Regions from separate parts of the Homo sapiens genome. Here region 2 is linked to region 1. A link is a loop called in an ENCODE intact Hi-C map of the cell type or tissue named here. Cell type or tissue: Calu3. All regions are shown on one strand. Links, peaks and the distances in the headings refer to the core of each region. The heading gives the core; the rest is flanking DNA.

Evidence for each region. A loop is a pair of places that touch in the nucleus more often than their neighbours do. Peaks named below come from ENCODE experiments on the same cell type or tissue, not always from the same donor. Only the 100,000 strongest peaks of a DNase experiment are listed, where the experiment ranks them.
Region 2: it touches region 1 in a loop (2.5-fold over the local background); 6 of 110 quality-filtered maps call a loop at or near these places.

The regions. Positions count from the first base shown.
Region 1 is chr1:73,673,064-73,678,460 of GRCh38, reverse strand. It overlaps LINC02238 (long intergenic non-protein coding RNA 2238), which reads right to left and starts at 3,782. Exons shown (of 4, transcript NR_146300.1): 1 at 3,685-3,782. In Calu3, for the core only: a CTCF peak has its summit at 3,257; no DNase peak of the experiment used is centred there.
Region 2 is chr1:73,996,116-74,001,512 of GRCh38, reverse strand. No RefSeq gene overlaps it. Among named protein-coding and RNA genes, the nearest start is that of LRRIQ3, 200 kb to the left of the region's middle. In Calu3, for the core only: a CTCF peak has its summit at 2,970 (motif pointing right); no DNase peak of the experiment used is centred there.

The sequences.
Region 1 (5,397 bases), core at 137-5,136:
AAACTTCCCTGATACACCAAAGAAGGTTGAAATTTCAACTCTTCTGTTCTTCTATGCCCTTTGTGTGTACTTCCAGCATCTCTTTAACATGTCTCTGAGCTCCTAAAAGATAGAGTCTGAATATATATACTTAGTAACGAAGACATAAATTTTCAAAACTTTTATGAAATGAAGCCTGACATACAGAGGAAAGATGCTAGAGAAATTCATATCAAAGAACAGGTCTTTTATTCCTATGATGTTCCTTAGGAACAACTTTCTTGTTAATAATTGATCAATTTTATAGTGTAATGAAAATTGACTCCAAAGTCTCCAAATTGTCTAGACATCTTTATTATTCAGGTAGACTAACTTTTTTAAAGAAGCAAGCTGCAAATTAAAGTGTTTACCATGATAAATTTTATTTTTTGTTTATATAAATTCCAATGCTGATGTTCTTATCAAGTAGCTCAACAGGGTGGCTCTCTTTCACATGATGTCTCTCACTAATTCAGGCTTCATTCATTTTGTGAACCTACCATCTGTAAAACTAGGTTTTTAAATTGATTAAAAATGAGAGCAGAGCACGTATACTTAATAATGACAGTCTGTAATTGACACTTATCACTTCTGATCATGTTTCATTAACCAGAATTAGTCACATAGCACCATCTAGATACGAGAGAGACAGCAAATGTTATACTGTAGAAGACCATGAATATTGGTGGTCTGTTAGCCTTCTGTGTCGAACAAGTGAACTGGCATAAATGTCTGCAAATACTAAGTATTGTCTAAAATCAAGGATCTGATAACTGAAAAGAATTGAAATTTTCCAAAATACTCATCTGTAGATGACTAGAGAAGAGACTTAACTATGGATTAATAAACTATTTTTTCTGAAATGCTCTTTTTAATTTGGATTACTCTTTTAAGTTACAACTTGACAGTTTTAAAAATGCACAACTATGCCTGGCTCCCTGCCTTTTATTATTGTTTCAGAGGAAATATTTTTGGAGGAAATATGCTTTGGAAGAAATATTCATGGCCCAGTATAAAAAATTGGTTTTATTTAAAGTTCAGAAAATTGGTACCAGGTATTAGAATTTTGTTTTGTCCTTGATCTAAGTGATCTCTGTGAAATGCTTATTTCATTTACAATTACTCTTCCTATCTGACTTTTGTTTTTGTTCTGTGAAAAATGGGCTCACAATTCTAGCTCAATCATAATAAAATTGAGTATTGGTACTTTTTGTTATTGAACTCATATATGCACTTATATGGTATCTAGATTCTAAGAGAACTAGCTCATGCTATTTTCTTGACAAATTGCTTCTTGATTGGTATCTACATGTGAAGTAAACTACAAGGCCCATGACTTTTGTAAAATTTCAGTTAGATTAAATTGAGTAAGTTTATTTTCTGTAGAATATACCAAAAATATTTTATATGCTACTTTTATCCTATTGGAATTAGCTAATAATGATACCTCACATCATTGGTCTTACTTAATCTTTAGAGCAATCCCATAAGACAGATATATTTTTATTATCTTAATTTTATGAGCCTGTGAAAATGCAAAATGGTAATGCTAAGGTCACAATATTAACAAGTGCTAGAACTGGGGCAGCCTGATTCTAGTCTGCATGCTTAACCACAATGACTTAGTGCTACTACTACTGTAGCAGCTTATTTAGCATTACAAAGATGTATCACTAAGGGCATAATAAAAGCAAATGAAGACTTTTAGTCTTATTTGATAGATATATATTTATTAATTACTTATTAATGATGATATATATTTGAATGAACAGATTTATGAGTTCCAGGAATAAGAAAGACTCCTATTTTCAGAAGGGCCAGATGGTATAAATGATAAAGTATTATAACATTTTAGAGGGTACTGAGTTTTAGATTATGGGCTTTGCTTCAAAATCAAGAGTTGAATTTCAAGAAATAAATTTATATAAAACAGTTTTACTTATACTACATTAAATGAGTTGGGTTGCTCTGTTTCACGTGGCTCAATCTGTGACATTATATTTCTGAAACCATTGCTTTGCCATCGTTTCTTACTATCCCCTCCTAGACTTGCTAGTAAGTTGATGTGCTTCCAACATGACAGCTGCAACAAAATGGCTATTTTGGGAGCGAACTATTATAAATGTATAGAAAGAAAGATGGGTATTTTACTTGCTACTTCATGCAGGTTGCAACACTAGTATATATGATGTGATTAGATATTTTCAAGAACAGAGAAAATATTTTCTATTAAATGAGTTTAATTTTTCACTTCTTTCTATTCCACTGTTTTAACAGAGCCAATTATGTAGCTTAGAAATACAAATGTACTTTAAGAAATAACTCTTGCCTTAAGAAAAAGAAGGTATTATTTACTTTGAGACACGTGATATTAATATAAATCATTGCTGTGGTGCTAGCATAGGATACATTAAAGTCATTTACATTTGTTTATAAAGCTCCTCCCCTTTACAAAATAACTACTAGTAAATCTCTAAGCAGTAATTAAAGGAATTGAAGGTAGTATTGAAATATTTAATAGTACCCCCAAAATTCGATACTCTATAATTGAGACTTTAACCATTCTTAATAAATGCTCTAATTTGCCAAAAATTTGACTAAACTTTTTATGTGTACTTCATGTAGACATCAAATCTTTACTATTTATACCAAAAAACAAAAATAACAATAACAACAGTAACAAAACATCACACATGCTTACCTAGTATATAATTCTTGTAAGATTTTTCTGCCTTCTTAAGTAAATATTCCAGGATATTAAGATAAAGAAAGATTTAGCATTTTTATGGTCAATATTTTTTCCATGTTGCAGGTAAATTCTAAATATTAAATTTACTTTAGACCCTTAACATTTACTTGGATTTTGATATCATTTAAATACATATATATATAGAATGCTTCTCCTCAATTTATTTTGCAAAACATGGGTATATTTTACACAGCACAGGTATATTTTACTTAGTTTATATGGAGGCTTTGCAAATCTCTTAGTCTTTGCCTGTCTTAATTTTCTCAGTGTGAATGAAAGAAGATATATGTTAAAGATTAGAAATAATTTGAAAATAGTACCTAGAATATATTAAGCACTCAGTAAGTAGTAGCTAAATTTAAAATGGTAAAAATATGTATTTGAAACAGATTTTAGTGATTATATGAATTATAGTAAATTCTTAGAATATATGGCAACAATTTTGATCCTTCCACACACCCACAGTCATTTAGTGATTATGTCAAAATTGGTTTCTCGAGCACGTCCTCAGTACTGTCTGCTTTCTACTTTCACCTGTTGTTATTTAGTCACCACTAGATGGTGTCCTTTTATGTTAGTAGCTTTTAACTCAGTTTTCACCAGGAAAGAGGTTTCATTATTCCTTCCTTCTTTCTTTTCTTCATTCACTCATTTATTTCTTCATTTATTCATTCATCCCATCCATCCATTCATCCATCCATCCATCCATCCCTCCACCCACTCAGCTATCCATCCATTCACTCATGCTACCATTCATTTAATAGAACTTAATTGAAAAACAATCATGTGCTGGGCAGTGAAAATTTAAAAATAAAACAAAACTAAAACCAATTAAAAAAACCTTGGAATTTTACGTTGCCTCTGTCCTTAAAGAGCTCATAGACTATTTAAAGTACTTTTATTCAGAAAGCACTTACTGGGCACATACCTGTGTCATCTTCTGTTCTAGGTATTGTGAGCATAGATGAAGAAAAACAGGGAAAGCATCCTACCCTCTTGGAACTTGTATTGGCATAGAGAACAAGCAAACCAACCAATAGCTGTACAGAAAAAAATAGAAGGTAATTTCATACAAGTGATAAAAGGTAGCTTAGGGGATAGTTACCCCGACTGAACAAAACCTTTTCTCGTGCTCAGAGATACATAACTTATAGAATCCATTTTTATAAATAGGATTTTTTTCAGTGTTTCTGTTTTGATTACACTGCTTGCCATTGTCCCACTGTGCTTTAGTTTGTCCTAAAGCTAAATGTCCAGGAATTATAATTGATTTTTATTTTCAGCTAATTAATACTTCTCTAAAGTAGTTTATTTTGCCAGTTTGGGAAATGAGAACAAATATCTCTCTGGTCTCTTCTCTTTCTTCATAGTATTAGGCTAAAATGGAAATTGGGGCTATTCTTTTTCTTTGTCCACTTGAGTGTGTCTGGTGAAGGAAACCTCCCAGCTGGAATCAGATACTTGTACAGGAAAAGAACTGCTGAATGCCTAAGGCATGTCTGAGCAAGCTTTACTGCCCTATTTATAAGACAACAGGGTGCTTTGCTTAGAAAGCCCAGCTTCTTCTGGGAGCCCACAGGCAAATCTGTTACCAGGCAACAGATTTCTTATGAAAGCCAAATATAAAAGCCTACATCATTAATTAAACAGATAAGAATACAGTCTTCCCACAGTTACTAACCTGCAAACAATATAGTTCTGCATCTAATATGTATCAATCGCCATTTTGGTTTTAAAAGGATGCTATTGTTTTCAGTCATATACAGCGGGTAATTGCTGTGAGGGTAAGAAGGGAAATGGCCTGTATTAAAAGTTCACTTAGTAATTACAGTGAATGAATAATTTTTATCTATTAAAAATACAGTATAGCCATGAGGTCTATATTTAAACTTCAGGAAAGGTGCACATACTGATGTTATCAGTTTAGCATAAGAGGTGTCGTTTCAGTCTTAAGTGACAGGCAGAGGACAGACAGAGAACAAACAAGTCATAATATAATAGACCCAGAGAGAGCCAAAGAAGCAGAAAAAAAATTACACAACCCCAAATCTCAGCAGGTCATAGTCAGTATTTAAATCCCCCAAATCATATAGGAAGGGGGTATTGTACAACTGACCAGTGACCAGACTCACAATGCAGTTTTCATTATAAATATAAAACAGAGGTAATCTGCATTCTATTATTTTCTTAAGCGCTACCAAACCACGACAAATAAGTGTGACAGGTACAGAAAGATAGAAGGACCCAGGATCTAACATTGTACTAAGAGGTGAGTGATAGGTACCGGGAGGTAGGAGGACTCAGGACTAATTTTCCTCCTAATGAAAGATGAGAATAAGCTATTTGTAGGAAGATGTTAGTTTAATAATCTTAGAAAGTATGAGCTGACTTGAATATTAACTCAGAGTATTTGGTGAGAACTGATTCTCCACTTCCAACGGTAATCTCTATAACTGGTTTAAATAGTGATCTCAGTACAGTTTACAGTCCTCTGACAGGTAAGCAGGTGTTCAATAAATACACAAGAATGTTGATTTGGAAAGATATACTTTTATTTTCAAAATAATTTTAGTGATATTCTCCTTTCAAGTGCATAAGACTATGATATACTTGAAGGGGAGAATATAGTT
Region 2 (5,397 bases), core at 97-5,096, 320 kb before region 1:
AAGCACTGAGATGTCTCTGTTCAACTATATTAACTTTGGGTAATAATATCAATATCCTTCCTCTGTTCTGGGCTCATTCCCTATTTCTCCACATTCTCCAATACCCTGTCTAGTAGGCAGTATTACTTCTATCAGTGAATTGAAACCAGCTGCAAGCAGATTTTGAAGAGTGAAACTAGAATATGAGGCTGTCCTGAAAGCGAATGTCTTTTTTTATTCATGTTTTCAAAATTATTTTATTGAGATATAACATACATAGAAATGCATATATCTTAAATGTATGGCTTGATAATTTCTACTTATATACATGTTACAGATGAATTTATATTCCCATGTTACCACAGCTTAGATGAAGATTATGATTATTTTGTATTATTAGTTTTTTAAAGTTTGCCTCTACTGGTGAGTGCATAGTGGTGTTTCATTGTGGTTTTAATTTGCACTTATTTGATGACGTGTCCATATCATTTATGTTTGGCTCTTGTAAATAACAAGAATTATTTTATTCCAATAAGACAAATTTTAATAATGAGTTTCGTATATTTATATTTACTGTGATTACAGAAATATTTGGATTTTTTTACCATTTACTTTATACTTTGTGGGTCATTCATAATGAAAAGAAAGCTAGGGTGGCAATATTAGTACTTGTGTGGTGAAGAACTAACTTTACCAAAAGAGAAGTCTGGCCTTTGTCTTGGCTCCAGGAGGTAGCCTCTAAACCCTTTGAATTTTCCAAGTAATTGGAGTGTCTTTGTTATGGTGGGCCTGTTAGAACCCACTTGATAGAGAGTTATGCTGATTAGGTGACTGATGGTTAGCTCCTAGATAGTTTATGCTGAGGAGTTGACTAGGTTGGATTTGGCCATACTGGAAAGATCAACCTTATATTTTTATATCACCCTAACCCCAGTGGAAGCGAGAGCTAACTGGAGACTGAGTCAGTGGACAATGATTCAATCAATTGTGTCTACAGAGTTAGAGTCCGATTTAAAAAAAACAAAAACAAAACTCTTAACACTGAAGCTCAGTGAGCTTTCCCTGGTTGGCAATACTCTTGAGTATCGTCGCACTTTGACACTGAGAAGATGATGAAAACTGTGTTTTGAACTCTCTGAGTCTTCACTCTATGCATCTCTTCTAATTTGGGAATATATATATTATATATGCTATATAATATATATATTAAAACTATAACTTTAAGTATTAGACTTTCTTCTAGTGAGTCCTGTGAATTTTTCTCTTGAAAAATCAAACTTGAGAGTGGTTGTTGAAACACTCTAATTTGTCACCAACTGGTCAAAAGTAAAAGTGGCCCTGGGGACTCCTGACTCTTAACCTGTGAAGTTTAGCCTACATCGGGTAGTATTAAATTATACAGAATTTAAGATGAATGTTATTAAGAATAAAGAGGGACACGATATATTATAAAGTAATAAATTTCTTAGGAAAATATAAACAGTCTAGTTAAACAGTCATAAAATATGGAAAGCAAAATCTGCTGGAACAGAAAAAAATAATTTATCCCTATAAGGGGAGATATTAATGTACTTTTATTAATCAATCAGTTAGGCAGTGAAATAAATTAATAATGATATAGACAATATGGACAGCATAATTAACAATTAACAAGTTTGATTTATCTATCTATTTAGCACCTAAGAAGTAGAAAATGCACATTTTCAAGCTCACATGAAACATTTTTAAAAAAATGACTGTGTGCTAATCATAATGAAAGTCTCAATAAATCCAAAGACAATGATAATATATACAACTTACATTAAAAAAAAAAGAAAACTGTGCCCTTTTGCTGAATGTACACTTTTATCTGTGTTTCTTTTTCAAGTAAGAGGCCTCTGGCACACTAAATAAGATCACTTGAGCGATGGAGTCTCTTTCTAATAAAAGTGATTGTAGGAGCTGTGGAGAGCCAGCGAGCCTTGAAATTTTGGCTCCTGCGGTCTGCCAACTTGATATTGGGAGATCACTCTCAGTGTGTGTGTGTGTGTGTGTGTGTGTGTGTGTGTGTGTGTGTGTGCATCTGTATATGTGTATGCATTTGCATGAAATTTAGCACCCCTCATTGACTTTACTCTTAACTCCAACTCCTTACTTTGTATCTTTTCTTCGACTATTTCTTGACTTTCTTGGGAGGCTGCTGGCATAGCTGTCTCAGTAATTAATGTTATGGAAAGTCTCATCAAGGATGCTGAACAGAAAAATGAATTCCAATATGCACAAATGTATAATATTAACATTTAGCTCTAGGGTATTGTTCTTAATTGTCTTGCATTATAATTTGTTTCATAACTGCTTCAATTGATCTTACAGTGATTCAAAATATTTTAATTGCAGGATGAAGTCCATTTAAAAGATTGAAAAATAAAAAATGATTCCAGGACCATGAGTTCCTTTGTTCTTTGTTTTTGATTTTTAATATTTCAGACTAGTGATTTTGCCTATGCAGTGCTATACTTTACTTTGTGCCAGGGCTCCCCAAACTCTAATGTGAAAACCATTTGCCTAATCATCTTGTTAAAGTGCAGATTCTAAGAGGGTCTGGGAAGAGGACTGAGATTCTGAATTCCTAACGAGCTCCCAGATGTTTCTTGTACCTAAAGTGTGGTCAGCAGACTGCACCTTTGCACATCAAAGCTCTGTATTGTTCTGAACTGTACTATCCTATTCAACATAGTACAATAATTGGACTTGTTCAGATATTTAACCCTGAATCAGTTAAAAATATTTTATAAACCAAAAAACATTTTTAAGAAAATATAAGATAAAACAGTATTTAAACATGGTGAGTTAATAAATAAATTATGTATATAGAACATAAACATTTGTTGTTAGGTCTGTTGAGAGGACCTTTTTTTCAACAAATGTGTTCACATACTTATTGCAAGAAAGAAGTGCCATTTGTTTTAATTTGATTTTGTAGTATTTACCAGTAGATGGCAGTACATATTCAAGCTTATGGCAAGACAGTTACTGTAACTAAAACAGTGTCCCCTAACATTCAAGAAGGCAGTCTTTCTGTAAGTGCTCCTCAAGCCCCAAGACAGAGTCATGGAACTCTTATTTGCAACGCATTTTTATTTGATATAGGCTCTAAACATCCTTTTTTATTCAACTTGAATGTTAATAAATATTTTCACTTTAGAAAATCAGAAAAACACTCTAAGAGGTCAAATGAGAAAAAATGAAGTTAGGACTATAGCAGATGGAGATTTAGTTTACATTTGTACATTGGGTGTGTGTAGGGGGGGAAATAATCCTCTTTCAAAGCATGTATCAAATAAAACACAAATCTGGAATTAGGGTAAAGAAAATATTTTTTAAAATTATCGCAAGGAGGAAAGAGAATAGAAGGAGGGGAATTGTAATAGAAGGAGGGGGACTACTGTAATAGATCGTGAGACCTGCCAGTATTCAAAGATTAAACAAAAAGAGTTTTCCTTTTATAATAAGAAGTAAACAAGGCTAGAAAAAAATTAGGTGTGGAGAAATGGGATGAAAGAGTGGACAGCAGATTGGACAGTAAATAAGAAACTGTGTTACTGAGATTATTCGCAGGAGTTGCTGTTAAGGGGCTGTCTGCTGGTTTAGTCTGAAGGTGGTTCAAAGTTCAGGGACCTAGGGGAAGCAGAGATGCTTTAACAAAGCTTGCTTAACAAGCATTTTGTTCTCATTGATCCGTGGGGACCAGCAGTTCAGTTAACTATTAATGAAGCAAAGAATGGGAGTTTGGAGGGTTTTGTCTGGATTGGTCATAGGTAAACCAAGGAAAGCATCCCTAAATAAGTCATAGGGAAGGCTGTTTCTTTGTAGTAAGGTATCTTTGGGGACACAAAAGGATGGGGATATTTCTTTAACACCTTTGTTTTCCAAGATCCCTGGGTTCTAGTAAAATTCTACATTGTCATAGCTAAAAAGTCTAAATAAGGGATTTAAATGAATTTTTATAGTTATGGTTGCATTTATTCCATAAATGTTTATTGGAATTCAAGCAATGTGTAGGAATGGGCTCTGGTCATTTAATGGTCCAAATGTTATGGCTAAAAATGCTCCCCAAGGATCTTACTACATATCCAGTCCAAAGCATTCTATAGTTACATAGGTAATTTGAAAAACATGGTTTGATTTTTTCCTAAATAATGTAAGTTAATAAGCCAAAGTAAATGCTTAATAAATGTTGGTTTGATAAATGAATGAATACATGTTCTGCATTAAACATATTATTACATGTTTATATATTTGACTGAACTGAATAAGACTTAAAGTTAAATTTCTCAAAATATTTCCTTGCTGCTCGTGGACAAAATCTTCCCAGGTATTTCCTATGAAGTCTAAGTGCTGCTTTTCAGGGTGCACTTATGTCTTTACTTGTAAGTTTACAAAATCGAATTTTTCTGTCTTTCTAGAAGTAGTATTGTGACTTATACCTTTCTGAATAAAACAGCAGCAACAACAACAACAACGTTTATGGACATAAACTGAGGGAATAAGGGCATATTTCAATTCCTATACCTAACATTAGGATTTCAAAAATAGGCCTTCTCTCCATCTCCTACTTACGAAGGGGATGTGATTTCAGGTGGAGAGTGAGGGTCTGGGAAACATCATTTATATTTAAACCCTTAATATATGTTTCTCATCTAATGCCCTCAATAGTATTGCAGGGTACATGTTTTAATAATGTTCTTATAGATTAAAATATTTTCCCAAATACACAGAAATAAAACACAAAAGTGACAGAGAGGGCTCTGAATAAATTCATTATATGTGTATATATATATATGTGTGTGTGTGTGTGTGTATATATGTGTGTATATATATGTGTGTGTATATATATGTGTGTGTATATATATATGTGTGTGTGTGTGTGCATATATATATATATATATATATATTTATTTATTTATTTTAACAAAATAATTACTCTATCCTGGAGCAGGGCAACATGCTGGAAGGTACAAGGCTAAAATAAAAATTGTCTCTGCTGTTAAATTTTTGCCACCTAAAGAAACCAACTAATGTAGATCTCAGGATAGCATTCTGTCTGAGTGTAGGGGAAGCAGCAGAGAGAAGTGATAAATTCTTCAATGGACAAAGTTGATGGTCAAGAAAGACTTGAGAATATGTGCCACGGGTTAGATGTTCTCCAAAACTTTGAGTCTCTACTTCCACAGTGTGAAGTTGGTGCTGGTAGAGGAATCTCCAGACAGGAACTATGTTTCTCCAGCCTCCTTTGTATACAGTTGCAGTAATGTGTTCTCATCTATGAGAAATTCTCCCCAAAAAAAGCTAAGCAGAAGTGATGTGTGCCACTTATGGTCTAGGTTTTTCCACTCTCCTTCCTTTTTTTCACCAGAAGCAGAGGACTCTGAGGCTCCA